3 separate regions of the Homo sapiens genome follow, and regions 1 and 3 are each linked to region 2. A link is a contact called in ENCODE Hi-C or POLR2A ChIA-PET data. All regions are on one chromosome and are shown on one strand. The core of a region is the stretch at or near the end of the contact, and the rest is flanking DNA. Distances in the headings are between cores, read along the strand shown. Region 1 holds the start of EIF3B (eukaryotic translation initiation factor 3 subunit B). Region 2 holds the start of COX19 (cytochrome c oxidase assembly factor COX19). Region 3 holds the start of GNA12 (G protein subunit alpha 12).

Evidence for each region. Hi-C counts contacts between places; a loop is a spot of excess contacts on that map. ChIA-PET counts read pairs that join two places held with the same protein, here RNA polymerase II (POLR2A). Pooled maps may share reads with other maps.
Region 1: a loop to region 2 is called in a pooled map, with 17 times the contacts of the local background. The contact joins the promoter of EIF3B here to the promoter of COX19 in region 2. A Hi-C loop is called at or near these places in 7 of 50 pooled maps. POLR2A ChIA-PET finds 5 or more read pairs at or near these places in 3 of 52 experiments (A673, T-cell and activated CD4-positive, alpha-beta T cell).
Region 3: a pooled map shows a loop between it and region 2 (18-fold over the local background). The contact joins the promoter of GNA12 here to the promoter of COX19 in region 2. A Hi-C loop is called at or near these places in 5 of 50 pooled maps. POLR2A ChIA-PET finds 5 or more read pairs at or near these places in 2 of 52 experiments (OCI-LY7 and T-cell).

What each region holds. Positions count from the first base shown.
Region 1 is chr7:2,352,010-2,356,972 of GRCh38, forward strand. EIF3B (eukaryotic translation initiation factor 3 subunit B) reads left to right here and starts at 2,818. Exons shown (of 19, transcript NM_001037283.2): 1 at 2,818-3,411. The coding sequence starts at 2,913. It also overlaps a transcript of SNX8 not described here. RefSeq lists enhancers at 1,609-2,164, 1,835-1,904 and silencers at 2,705-2,844, 3,025-3,114, 3,165-3,274.
Region 2 is chr7:972,460-976,826 of GRCh38, forward strand. COX19 (cytochrome c oxidase assembly factor COX19) reads right to left here and starts at 3,090. Exons shown (of 3, transcript NM_001031617.3): 1 at 2,969-3,090; 2 at 722-833. The coding sequence starts at 3,050. RefSeq lists enhancers at 2,313-3,195, 2,495-2,564, 3,196-4,076 and silencers at 2,805-2,964, 2,985-3,264.
Region 3 is chr7:2,842,159-2,847,056 of GRCh38, forward strand. GNA12 (G protein subunit alpha 12) reads right to left here and starts at 2,150. Exons shown (of 4, transcript NM_007353.3): 1 at 1,695-2,150. The coding sequence starts at 2,003. RefSeq lists enhancers at 1,457-2,274, 2,237-2,531, 2,514-2,643 and silencers at 1,624-1,673, 2,014-2,343.

The sequences.
Region 1 (4,963 bases), core at 1,568-4,067, 1.4 Mb after region 2:
TGATTCTCCCGCCTCAGCCTCCTGAGTAGCTGAGATTACAGGCATGTGCCACCATGCCTGGCTAATTTTTGTATTTTTAGTAGAGATGGGGTTTCACCATGTTGTTCAGGCTGGTCTCGAACTCCTGACCTCATGTAATGCATCCGCCCACCTTGGCCTCCCAAAGTGCTGGGATTACAGGTGTGAGCCACCATGCCCGGCCATAATTTCCTTCTTCTAATAAGGACATCAATCACTGATTTAGGGTCCACTCTCGTCCACTTTGACTTCATCTTGATTACATCTGGGAAGACTGCTTCCAAACACAGTAGCCCCCCCGACCCCCAGTTTCACATTGCACTGTTTCAGTTACTTATGGTCAATTAGGTTGGAAAATATTACATAATGAAGAAAATTTGACAGAGAGAGACACAGACACACCACCAGACACCACATCCACATAACTTTTATGACAATATATTGTTATAATTGTTCTATTAGTTATTGCTGTTAATCTCTTACTGTGCCCTATTGTAAGCATGCATATGTAGAAAAAACATACTCCCAGGCGTATTGGCTCACACCTGTAATCCCAGCACTTTGGGAGGCCGAGGCAGGCGGATCACAAGGTCAGGAGATCGAGACCATCCTGGCTAATACGGTGAAACCTCGTCTCTACTAAAAAAATACAAAAAAAATCAGCCAGGCGTGGTGGCGGGCACCTGTATTCCCAGCTACTTGGGAGGCTGAGGCAAGAGAATGGCGTGAACCCGGGAGGTGGAGCTTGCAGTGAGCCGAGATCGTGCCACTGCACTCCAGCCTAGGCGACAGAGCAACACTCCGTCTAAATAAAAAAAAAAAAAATTGTCATCCCTTATTGTACAGATGCGGAAACTGAGGTGGAGGCATTAAGTGACCTGCCCAAAGATACACCACTGACAGCATGATGAGGAGTAGTCAAACCTGGTACTAGGCATGGGAAGACTCTGCTTCTTTTTCGCTCTTTTAAACACCGTTAGGATGGGATGGGTGTGGTGGCTCATGCCTATAGTCCCGGCACTTTGGGAAGCTGAGGGAGGAAGACTGCTTGAGGCCAGGAGTTTGAGACCAGCCTGGGCAACACAGTGAGATGCTATCTACAAATAAAGAAATTAGCTGGGCACGGTGGCACATACCTTCAGTCCCAAGTACTTGGCAATGTACTTAATGTCACTGAACTGTACACTAAATTGCATATTAAAATGGCTAGGCCCTGCGCGGTGGTTCACGCTTGTAATCCTGGCACTTTGGGAGGCTGAGGTGGGAGGATTCTCTTGAGGCTGGAAGGTCCCGATTGCAGCGGCGCTGTGATTATGCCACCGCACTCTAGCCTGGGCAACAGAGCGAGACCCTATCTCTGAAAACAAACAAAACAAAAAAACTATAGGATGAAATATACATAAAATTTACCTTTTTGGCATTTTATTTTATTTTTTCGAAGACAGGGTCTCGCTATGTTGCCCTGACTGGTCTTGAACTCTTGGGCTCAAGTGATCCTCCTGTCTTGGCCTCCCAAAGTACTGGGAAGAGAGGTGTGAGCCACCGCGCAGGGCCTAGCCATTTTAATATGAAGTTTAGTATACAGTTCAGTGGCATCAAGTACATTCACCATGTTGTACCATCACCACCGTCATCTCCAAAACGTTCTCATCCTCCCAAATTGAAGGTCCGTCCCCGATAAACACTCCCCACTCTCCACCCCAGCCTCTGGGTACCACCTGTTTTATTTATTTATTTAATTTTCGTAGAGATGAGGGCTGGCGTGCGGGGGGTGGTGGTGCTATGTTGGCAAGGCTGGTCTCCAACTCCTAAGCTCAAGCGATCTTCCCACCTCAGCCTCCCAAAGTGCTGGGATAACAGGCGTGATCCACTGGGTTGTTTTCTAGGATGATTAAGACATCCCCCAACCAGTGGTTGTCCTCCACTCCGGCAAAAAACAAGATAGAAGCCACATGCACCCAATGCCCGTCCCGTGAGCACCCGCGCAGAGCGAACCGCTCCGGTCCCTCCGGAGTCAGCCTCGAGCTCCACGCGGCGAGGACCCGCCCCCGCCCCCACGTGACCCGCGCTGTCCCGCGCTGAAGGCGGCGGCCTCGGATGGACTGAACCACTGTGAAAGCCCGAATGGGGGGAAACAGGCAGTGACGGCCGCTAGGGAAGGACTGGGGGTAAGCGATTAAAGAAACTTCCATACATTTTTGTATCGCGCCAGGCAGTCGTCCTTCTAGTCGTGTGGGCCCTCTCTGGCTCGCCCCGAATTCCTTTTCTATTTTGAAGTAGTCTGTCCTTTTGCTCAGTCAGTAGGCGAGTCCAAGTGACAGACACGGACAGGGGGGACTTTAGTAACGTAAACTAAACGGTTTCCCTAGCGAAAGGCTCAGACGCCCTGAGCAATCGCCTGTTGAGTCTCCACTCTTCCAGGGTATTAACTGTTGAGTTAGAGGACATTTTCCTAGCATTCCGGGTACTAAAATCATTTCTTGTCCCCGCCTTCAGCTCCACAAATAGTTCAGTCCCGCCCCGCAGCGTCCGACGGGAAAGGAAAGGGGGAGGACGCCATGTTGGACGGAACCATCTGCTGCCACACATGGGGTGGTCAATGCTCCCATGAGTTTACTGATGCACAGAAACAACCTTGCTGAATGGAATTAAGCACTTTCTTGTCACAAATATATCAGTTTGATGATTTTCGGGCGCGGTCTTGTGGATGCGAGTCCTCTCAGGGTCGTTCGTGAGGCCCCAGGGCGTGGGTGCGCCCCCCGCCCCGCGGCCTTGGTGCGGCCTCCCCGTCGCACGCACATGGCTGGGCTGTAGCCGTCGCGGCGCGCGGTGCGGCCTGGGAGAGTCGGAAGCGCGGCGGCCGCGGAGCCCTGCGAGTAGGCAGCGTTGGGCCCATGCAGGACGCGGAGAACGTGGCGGTGCCCGAGGCGGCCGAGGAGCGCGCCGAGCCCGGCCAGCAGCAGCCGGCCGCCGAGCCGCCGCCAGCCGAGGGGCTGCTGCGGCCCGCGGGGCCCGGCGCTCCGGAGGCCGCGGGGACCGAGGCCTCCAGTGAGGAGGTGGGGATCGCGGAGGCCGGGCCGGAGTCCGAGGTGAGGACCGAGCCGGCGGCCGAGGCAGAGGCGGCCTCCGGCCCGTCCGAGTCGCCCTCGCCGCCGGCCGCCGAGGAGCTGCCCGGGTCGCATGCTGAGCCCCCTGTCCCGGCACAGGGCGAGGCCCCAGGAGAGCAGGCTCGGGACGAGCGCTCCGACAGCCGGGCCCAGGCGGTGTCCGAGGACGCGGGAGGAAACGAGGGCAGAGCGGCCGAGGCCGAACCCCGGGCGCTGGAGAACGGCGACGCGGACGAGCCCTCCTTCAGCGACCCCGAGGACTTCGTGGACGACGTGAGCGAGGAAGGTGAGGGCGCCCGGGGCGGGGCTGGCGAGCGGCGCGGGAGCGTGGCTGGGGTTCCCGAGGTGGGAGATATCGTCGGGCTGTGCCACCGGTTCGTGCAGAAGTTCCAGCGAGGGTGTCCGTGTGTTCCTGAGAAGCCACCGAGGGAGGGGTTCCCGAGTGCCCTGGAAGTGTTCTGAGAGCCCAGCGCCTCCCCTTTTCTTTCCTGAAAAAGGGGACAGGGTGGAGCTCACTTCGGGAGCCAGGCATTTGCATGACAACCAGAAATCTGAGAGGGTGGGAGAGGGCACATGGGGTACTCCGTTATGGCTGGGTGTGCTGTGAGTGTAGCAGCTGGGGGTACGGCAAAAACCGAAGACCCGGTGGCAGGTTTGCGGGTCTACGTGTCCCCAGAGCTGACCAGTCAGACCTCCCAAGGTCTGGATCGGAGGAACAGCTTGTGGCAGAGCCGGTGATTTTGTCCTCCTGCCCCTCAGAATTGTCCATCTCCAGAGACTTCCTTAGTGGGACAGGCACCCTGTGAAATTCCAGTTTGATTTTTCTTTATCTCTTGCGCTAAATCTATAAAGAGAGTTATTTTTCCAGGTTTTAATATTGCCGATAACAGCCAGCTTTGCCTTCATCTCAACCTTGATTGGATTTACAGGCATATTTTTGCTTCCTGTCTCAGAGATTTTTTCCTGAAGCTACTTCTGATGAGAGCTGGTCTCATTTGTTTTTCTTTTGTTTTTTAGCTCTCTTAAGCCTTTAAGTTGGGAACACATCAGCCTCTGCAGATTGGCTAAGTTGATACTAGAGTGAGAAAAATAAAAATACCCTTGCTGATGTAGCCAGCGATACACCAGGACAATTTCGGGAATAACATGGAGTTGCCAATTTATGATTTAAACGTATTTTTAAAAGGCTATCAGAGGGCCGGGCTGGGTGGCTCACGCCTGTAATCCCAGCACTTTGGGAGGCCGAGACGGGTGGATCACGAGGTCACCATCCTGGCTAACACGGTGAAACCCCGTCTCTACTAAAAATAAAAAAAAATTAGCCGGGCGTGGTGGCGGGCACCTGGATTTCCCAGCTACTCTGGAGGCTGAGGCAGGAGAATGGTGTGAACCTGGGAGGCGGAGCTTGCAGTGAGCCGAGATCCTGCCACTGCACTCCATCCTGGGCGACAGAGCAAGACTCCGTCTCAAAAAAAAAAAAAAAAGAAAAAGAAAAAAAGGTTATCAGAAATACAAGTCAGCCAGGTGTGCTGGTGCACACCTGTAGTCTCAGGTACTTGGGAGGCTGAGGCACGAGAATCACTTTAACCCAGGAGGTGGAGGTTGCAGTGAGCCTAGATCCCACCACTGCCTGGGCGACAGAGTGAGACCCTGTCTCAAAAAGTGAAAAATTAAAAAATAAAAACGCTGTCAGTTACTGTGACCATTACTATATTACACTTTTTTTTTTCATAAAAGACATTTTAGCATGAAAAGCAGGAAGGACACCACAAACTAAAGACTTTGGGAACATCTAGTCTACGCCCCTCAGTCCTGAGGAAACTTGTCCCTGAAGGTGG
Region 2 (4,367 bases), core at 1,840-4,339:
GAATTGTCAACCTGTCTTCAGCACAGACACAGCTGTCTGAAGACCGAAATGCTTAGTGAGCTAATCATGGCCTCGAAAAGCAAAAATAAAAGCTCCCACTACCATCATATAATTATATGCTACATGCTTTTTTTTGCATAAGGGATTAGAATAGCTCTTATTTTAAGTAAAAGCTGTGGGGATCATAGCTACGAACGCGTTTGTTTTGTTTAAAAGTGAGCGTTGGTGAGTTCTGGTTACGACAGGAAGAATCATTCATCTTTCATCATTTCTTAAATAGTCTATTGTCCTCCCTGTCACATTCCCAACAACTCAAAGTGGAGCAAAACAACCCAGTGCATATTTTTAACATCTGAGAATGCAAAAGAAAGAAACTGTGTACCCACGACCTTCGGTCTTTTGACTCAGTCAGCATTATGATGCACGATTTGGAAACCTTAATGACAGGTCGGTAGCAACCAAATGTGGAAAGAAAATGCTCTCAGGAATGCAATCATGTATAACGCTATCGCTCAAGAAGAGGTTCCCAAGATTGTGAAACAGCTTTTGGTACAATTTCATCTGATAAGCCTCCATTTCAAGGGCAAACAATTCCACAGTCCTGAAAAACACAAGCTGAATCCCAGGCCTGAAAAAGACACACTGTAATGGCCTTTCAGGAAAAAAAAAGTTTTAATTGGAGTAGTGGGAGGTGGAAATCATAACGCTTAGCTGTACTCACCTCTCCATCCTGCATTCTAAATATTCTTTTGATTCCTTTCTGCACAAAGCATTTTCAAAATTATTGTTATGAAGACACTTCATGAATTTCTCTTTAAAGCTTTTACATTCACCTAGAACGAGAAAGAAAACAGCATGTTCTTTTCAGAGTGAAAAGTGATGCAACCACACAACAGCCTTAAGAGCTGCGCTGCTTTTCCTTTCAAAACTTGTTTCCTCAGGCCGGGCGCAGTGGTTCACACCTGTAATCCCAGCACTCTGAGAGGATCACCTGACCCCAGGAGTTTGAGACCAGCCTGGGCAACACAGTGAGACCCCCATCTCTACCAAAAAAAACCTTAAAAGTTAGCTAGGTGTGGCGCACGTCTGTGGTTCCAGCTACTCAGGAGGCTGAGGCAGGAAGATCGCTTGAGCAAAGGATTTCGAGGCTGCAGTGAGCTTGATCACACCACTGCACTCCAGCCTGGGCAACAGATCAAGACCTTGTCTCCTAAAAATAATCCAGGCTGGGCACGGTGGCTCACGCCTGTAATCCTAGCACTTTGGGAGGCAGAGGTGGGCGGATCACCTGAGGTCAGGAGTTCAAGACCAGCTCGGCCAACTTGGTGAAACCCCATCTCTATTAAAAATACAAAAATTAGCCGGGCATGGTGGCGGGTGTCTGTAGTCCCAGCTACTCGGGAGGCTGAGGCAGGAGAATTGCTTGAACCCAGGAAGCGGAGGTTGCAGCGAGTCGAGATCACACCACTGCACTCCAGCCTGGGTGACAGAGTGAGACTCCATTTCAAAAATAAATAAATAAATGATCCAGCCTGGTCAACATGGGGAAACTCCATCTTTAAAATAAAAAATAAAAAAACAATAATAATTAGCTGGGTGTGGTGTTGCACACCTATAGTCCCAGCTACTCTAGAGGCTGAGACAGGAGAATCGCTTGAACCCGGGAGGAGGAGGTTGCAGTGAGTCGAGATCACACCACTGCACTCCAGCCTGGGCGACACAGTGAGAGTCCATTTCAAAAATAAATAAATAAATAATCCAGCCTGGGCAACATGGGGAAACCCCATCTCTAAAAAAAAAAAAAAAAAAAAAATTAGCTGGGTGTGGCGCTGCACACCTATAGTCCCAGCTACTCTAGAGGATGAGACGGGAGACTCCCCTGAGTCCAGAAAGGAAGGAGGCCGAGGCTTCAGTGAGCTATGATTGCACCACTGCACTCCAGCCTAAGCAACAGAGTGAGACCGTGTCTCAAAACAAAAACAATCAAACCCAAACTTGTTTCCTTCATAAACATGCTGAAAACAACAATGGAAAAAACCCACAACGAGGTAAAGTCAGCCCAGTACGAGGTTAAGGTGCAATGTAGGTGATGGTCACAGGAGAGTTCAGGGTAAAAATTCTTTCATTTTTGCTATTTGAAAATGTCACAATAAAATGTTGGGAAAGAAACAGTAATTCACAGATCGTTTTTCTTTTCTTTTCTTTCTTTTTTTTTTTGAGACGTTGTCTCACTCTGTCGCCCAAGCTGCAGTGCAGTGGCCCGATCTCGGCTCACTGCAACCTCCGTCTCCCGGTTCAAGCGATTCTCCTGCCTCAGCCTCCCGAGTAGCTGGGACTACAGGCGAGCCACATCACACCCAACTAATTTTTGTATTTTTAGTAGAGACGGGGTTTCCCCATGTTGGGCAGGCTGGTCTCGAACTCCTGATCTTAAATGATCCGCCCACCTCGGCCTCCCAAAGGGCTGGGATCACAGGCATGAGCCACCGCGCCCGGCCCACAGATCCTTTTTCGAAGCCTTCATGTCCACGGAGGCAACCCCACCGGAATACGGCCAGAAGCACTGGGAGATCAGCAGCACTTTTGAGCTTTGCAGCAGACATCGCTAGGCACCGTCTAAGCCTCGGCTGCAGCTGCGGGCTTCGTGGCCGCCGAATGCCCCGCTCTGCAAACCCGGGGCACAGACAGCCCGCCGGGTGAGTCAGGGCGGAGCCGGAGACCCGGAAGCCTGACGCAAGGAGTCGGTGTCGCTGCCCTCGTCACGGGGGCCACGGTCCTGCCAGCTCCCACCTGCAGGGTCCATGCCGCAGCAGTGACCCAGGGCTGGGTGGGGCGGAGGGGCGGGCCGCCGTGCCTCAGTTTCCCCGCCTGCACCGCGCTAGATGCCGGCACCCCATAGGGCTCCGCGCTGGGCCGCGACCCAGACCCCCCATCGCAGACCCCTGCCCGCCGACCTTCCGCCGCTCACCTAAGTGATCCAGCGGGAAGCTGCCCTTGTCCGGGGGCCGCGGCTGGAAGCTCTTGGTCCCGAAATTCATGGCGGTCGACATGTTGGCGACTCCGGAGTCTGCGAGCGCCTTGCGAGCGTACGCAGGGCGGCCGGCGGAGCGCCGAGCAGGCACCCCGGGAGCGCCGAGCACGTCGAGCAGGCCCCGTCCCCGCCCCTTGCCCAGGCCCGGCCCCACCCCTTGCCCAGGCCCGGCCCCACCCCCTCGGAGTCAGCAAGCTCCTGAGCCCCGGTGGGCGCTGCCCGGGCTTTCCCGTCCCCTGGGACCCTCACAGCAGTCGGTAGCAGAATCAGCTTTTGGAATTGGTGAGAAACCGAGGCCCAGAAAGGTTCAGCGAATTGCCCGAGGACACATAGCGGTGCCGGCGTCTCTGCATCCCAGGTGTCTGCTGGGGCCTCGGTTTCCCCATCGCACAGAGACCTCATCACGGGGCCCATCCGGGGAGGAAGGCGGCACAGGAGGGACAGGAGAGCCTGTGGACTCGCTGCCTGCGGCTGCTGGAGCCAGGTGACACCACCGAGCAGCTTCAACAACAGGAATGTGCTCTCAGTCCTGGGGTCTGGAGTCCAAGCAGTGGGCAGAGTGGGGGCCCTGGGGACAGTCCCAGCCTCCCAGCTTCTGGGGGCCGCCAGCCTGTGAGGTTCCTTGGCTTGCAGAAGCACCACCTGGTCTCGGCCCCTACGTTCCCATGGTGTCCTGCGCATGTCCAAATTTACTATTTTTATTTATTTATTTGAGACAGGGTATTGCTCTGTTGCCCAGACTAGAGTGCAGTGGCATGATCACGACTCACTGCAGCCTCGACCTCCTGGGCTCAGCGATCCTCTCACCCCAGCCTCCTGAGTAGCTGCGACCACAGGCACACACCACCACACCAGGCTAATTTTTCTATTTTTCGTAGAGATGGAGTCTCCCTATGTTGCCCAGGCTGGTCCTTAACTCCTGGGCTCAGGCAATCCTCCTGCCTCAGCCTCCCTAAATGCCGGGATTATAGGCATGAGCCACCATGCCCAACCTAAATTTCCTCTTTTTATAAGGATAGCAGTCATGTTGGGTTAGGGGCCGTCCCAATAACTTCATCTTAACTAATTATATCAGCAGCAACCCTATTTCTTTGTTTTGTTTTTTAAAACGGAGTCTCTCTCTTGTTGCCCAGGCTGGAGTACAGTGGCTCGATCCTGGCTCATTGCAACCTCCACCTCCCAGGTTAAAGCAATTCTCCTGCCTCAGCCTCCCGAGTAGCTGGGATTACAGGCGCCACCAACACACCCAGCTAAGCTAATATATTTTTTTTCAACACAGAGTCTCACTTTGTAACCTAGACGGGCGTGCAGTGGTACGATCTCGGCTCACCGCAAC
Region 3 (4,898 bases), core at 900-3,399, 1.9 Mb after region 2:
GAAGGAAAAAGGGAGGGAGGACAAAGGACGCTATCTAGGTGTAAGCAAGGCTGCACTGTTCCCTCATCATCAGTTTCCTCCAGATCTTCCTTGAGGCCCTTTAACACAGGCTCACGGTACTGAGAGACTGGAACCCCGACTTTATCAACTCTATGGTTCTTTTATTTTTTTTCACTGCCACTCAGGCTGGAGTGCAGTGGCCCAAACATGGCTCACTGCAGCCTCAACCTCCCAGGCTCAACCAATTCTCCTACCTCAGCCGCTCAAGCAACTGGGACTACAGGTGCATTCCACCATGCCCAACTAATGTGTTCATTTTTGTGGCACTGAGGTCTTGCTGTGTTGCCCAGGTTGGTCTCAAACTTCTGGCCTCAAGTGATCCTCCTGCCTCAGCTTCCCAAAGTGCAGGGATTACAGGCACGAGCCATCACACCTGGCCGACTTCTACAGCTTCTTTCACAAATATGGCGAAGAGAAAAAAGGAAGCAAGAGACAGGAGAATCTGGAGATTCATTGCAATGCATGTCGAGTCACACAAAACAATTATGCCACAATGGAGGAATTCTGAACACTGGATATCTGGTGATAATGAGCTATTACTAATGTTTAGGTTTGCTAATGGTACTGCGGTTGTGTTTTTACATGGAGGCCTCATCTTTTAGCCACTCATATACATCCTAAAACGTTTCCTAATCCAACTACACAAAGTTGGATTTGCTTGGAGACCATGGGGAGGGCACAGGTGAATAGGATTGGCACAGAATTGATGACTGCTTTAGTTGGGCTGTAGGTACTTTACAGTCAATCTACTATTTTCTCTACTTTTGTATACATTTGAAGTTTTCGTATTAGAAAGTGTGGCTCACACCTGTAATCTCAGCACTTTGGGAGGCCCAGGTGGGAGGATGGCTTGAGACCAGCCTGGGCAAGAGAGTGAGAGCCTTTCTAAAAAAACAGAAAAGTAAAAAGAGACTCATGGCTGGTTCCCGTCCAGTCTCCACTGCTCTTCTTCTAAGCTCAGCCGGAGGGCACGGCCGGTTGGGCTCCTATCCCACAAATCTTCCAGTGGGAAATGGACAGATACCATTCTGCTAGGGCACATCCAGGAGGGGGCTAAGTGCCAAGCCCCCACTCCCCATCCCCAGAAGCTGGCCCGAGTTCCCACTCCCACGGTCCCCAGGCACCCTAGAGAGGGCAGAGGCAGACCGGGCGCCATGACTCATGCCTATAATCCCAGCACTTGAGGGAGACCAAGGCAGGAGGATCACTTGAGGCCAGGAGACTGAGACCAGCCTGGGCAACACAGCAAGACCCCATCTCTACAAAAAAAAACTTAAAAATTAGCTGGGCTGGTGGTGCGCGCCTGTAATCCCACTACTTCGGGAGGCTAAGGAGGGAGTAGGGCTTGAGCCTGGGAGGTCGAGGCTGCAGTGAGCTGTGAGGGCGCCACTGCACTCAAGCCTGGGAAACACAGCGAGACCCCATCTCAAAAAGGGCGAGACGGGGTGGGGCAGAGACGACGCCAGCAGGCCTCGGGGAATGGGTCGGGGGGGAGTGGGGTGCAGGCGGGGCTGGATCCAGCATCCTCGCCCCAGGGGTCCCCGCCCGCGGCGGCGGACCACGGAGGGGCCCGGGGCGGGGGTTAGCGCCCCGGCCCACCTGGGTGCAGGTGCTGGGCGGGGGGCGCGCGTCACCTTGAGGATGTTGTCGAAGATGGTGTCGCGGAACTCCAGCAGCGCCTTCTGGTCGAACTCGCGGCCGTGGATGATGCGCATCTGCTTGAGGAACGTGGACTTGCCGCTCTCGCCCGCGCCCAGCAGCAGGATCTTCACCAGGCGCCGGACCGCGCGCCGCTCGCGGGCCAGCAGCGCGTCGATGTCGCGGCTACGCCTCCGGGCCTCGCGCTCCGCGTCGCGCGCGCCGCTGCCCGCCCTGCGCTCGCGGGCCCCGCCGGCCTCGGCCGGCAGCAGGCAGCGGCTGAGGGTCCGCACCACCCCGGACATGGCCCCTCAGGCCGCGGCCGCGCCCCGCCGGCGCCCGGGGGCCATGGACGCTCCCGCCGGCGAGGGCGAGCCCGGGCCGAGGCACCGCCCCACGCCCCGCCGCTCGCCTCAGGCCGCGTCCGCCGCCGCCGCTGCAGTCGCTCCGAGGCCCGCACTCGTCGCCCGGCCGCCACTCGGGCCCGGCGGAGGGGCGGGCGGCGCCGCGTGAGGCCCGGCGGATTGGGCCGGCTGCCGTCCATCTGGCCGTGAGAGCCCTTCGATTGGCTCATCTCGCCAAGGGAGGCGGGCATCCCTTCCGGCCTCGGGGCGGGGTCGACGCCGAAAGAGGCGGGATCTTTGAGGTGAAGGCGCTTCTCATTGGACGCCCAGGCTGAGGTTCTTTCTTTCAGAATGAAAGGGAGGCGGGGTCGCCCGGGAGGCGGAGCGATCGTCCGCCATGGCCAATTATAATTGCTCTGAGTGGACATCAGACGTGCCCAACGGGCTTTGGATTGGGTGTTCGGGGGACGGGGCGTGACGAGAAGTGCCAGGTGTACAGAAAGATTCTCCCTTGGTTCCCAGATTGGGTCCGCCTGTGAGACCAGGACCTCGCGGAGTAGCCCAAAGGCTGGGAAATGCTGATAAGAGGTTCAGCTGCTCGTCGTATTCCCTCCGATGATCTTGTTTCTACACTATTTTCCTTCCAGAAACACTGGAGGGGGATGGGCCATAAATTTCAAACACATGCACCCTTTGAGAGTGGCATGGGCTTCTAGGAGGCTTTGCGAAAAGCTGACTAATCACTAAAATCACCAGAAGCTCCCCCAAAAGTCTTATGTCTCACAGTGATTGAGAGAGTGGGGTCTGGAGTTGCTGGGCCTGAGTTGGAATCTCCAGTCGACCAGTTACTAGGTGTACTAGTTGCATAACTTTTTTTAGCAGCTTTCCCCACCCCCCCCAACAAACCCTTTTGGATGTTCTTAGCTTCCGTTTCCTCATCTGTAAAACGGGGGTGTCATTGACGACATTGGTTATGGCTTGACATTGCTCAAATCGTCATGAAGATATAAACTGAGAACATGAACTTACCAAACACTTAGCACGTGAGCTAGCCCAAAATCAGCTCTTGATAGAGATCAGCTGATTACAGATTCTTGACTCTCCCAGATCTACTGAATCAGAACCTCCTAGAAGGAGCTCAGGTATCCCTTAAGATTAAAGGCGTGAGCCGCCGCGCCTGGCCCAGTGTGTAGTCTTTTATCTCTCGCCACCCCCCACCTTTTACCCTGAGTCCCCAAAGTCCAATCTCTGTGCGGTGTCTGTTAACTCTGCTGATTATTTCTTTTGCAGTGCCGAAGCTTTTTAGTTTAATTAAGTCCCATCTATTTATCTTTGTTTTTGTTGCATTTGCTTTTGGGTTCTTGGTCACAAAGTCTTTGCCTAAGCCAACGTCTAGAAGGATGTTTCCGATGTTATCTTCTAGAATGTTTATGGTTTCAGGTTGTAGATTTAAGTCTTTGATCTATCCTGAGTTGATTTTTGTATAACGTGAGAGACGAGGATCCAGTTTTATTCTTCTACATGTGGCTTGCCAATTATCTCAGCACCATTTGCTGAATAGGCTGTCCTTTCCCCACTTTGTTTTCATTTGCTTTGTTGAAGATCAGTTGGCTGTAAGTATTTGGCTTCATTTCTGGGTTCTCTATTATGTTCCATTGGTCTCTGTGCCTATTTTTATATTAGTACCATGCTGTTTTTGTGACGATAGCCTTATAGTATAGTTTGAAGTCAGGTAAAGTGATGCCTCCAGATTTGTTCTTTTTGCTTAGTCACAGATCTAAACTCCCCAGAAGGCTGGGCACGGTGACTCACAACTACAGTCCCAGCAGTTTGAGATGCTGAGGTGGGAGGATCACTTGAGCCCAGGAGGTCAAGGGTGCAGTGACCTATGATCGTGCCACTGTACTCCAGCCTGGACAACGGAGCAAGACCCTGTTTCAGAAACAAAACAAAACAAAAACCAACTCCCTGACAACCTTGAATGCACATAATATGTATTATTTGTCACTTGCTACAAATACTACAAATCATGCCATGAATTTGTATCACTTATGAGTCAAGATTTTGTAATCCTTGGAAAATGATTAGAAAGTCTTGCTTGTTTGTGGAAATGACCTCCCATAGGAGGCCAAATATGGCTGGGCACGGTGGCTCATGCCTGTAATCCCAGCACTTTGGGAGGCCAAGGCAGGCAGATTATCTAAGGTCAGGAGTTCAGGACCAGCCTGGCCAACATGGCGAAACCCTGTCGCTACTAAAAAATACAAAACTTGGTTGGGTGTGGTGGCGGGCGCCTGTAATCCCAGCTACTGGGGAGGCTGAGATAGGAGAATTGATTGAACCCGGGAGGCGGAGGTTGCAGTGAGCCGAGATCGCACCATTGCACTCCAGCCTGGGCAACAAGAGCAAAACTCTGCCTCAAAAAAACAAAAAAAAAAAAACAAAAACGGGAAGGCCAAATACTAGGTCTGGCATGGTAGCTCACACCATGTAATCCCAGCACTTTGTGAGGCTGTAATCCCAGCACTTTGTGAGGCTGAGGTGGGCAGATCACTTGAGGCCAGGAGTTTGAGACCAGCCTGGCCAACATGGTGAAACCTCCATCTCTATTAGAAATACCAAAATGAGCCAGGCATGGTGGTGAACGCCTGTAATTCCAGTTACTTAGGAGGCTGAGGCATGAGAATTGCTTGATCCCAGGAGGCTGAAGTGGCAGTGAGCTGCGATCACACCACTGCACTCCAGCCTGGGCAACAGAGCAGGACTCTGTCTCAAAAAGAAAAAAAAAAAAGAAAAAAAAAAAAAAGGCCAAACACTAGTATTGAAATAGAAGGGAGGAGAAATTGGAGAATCCAA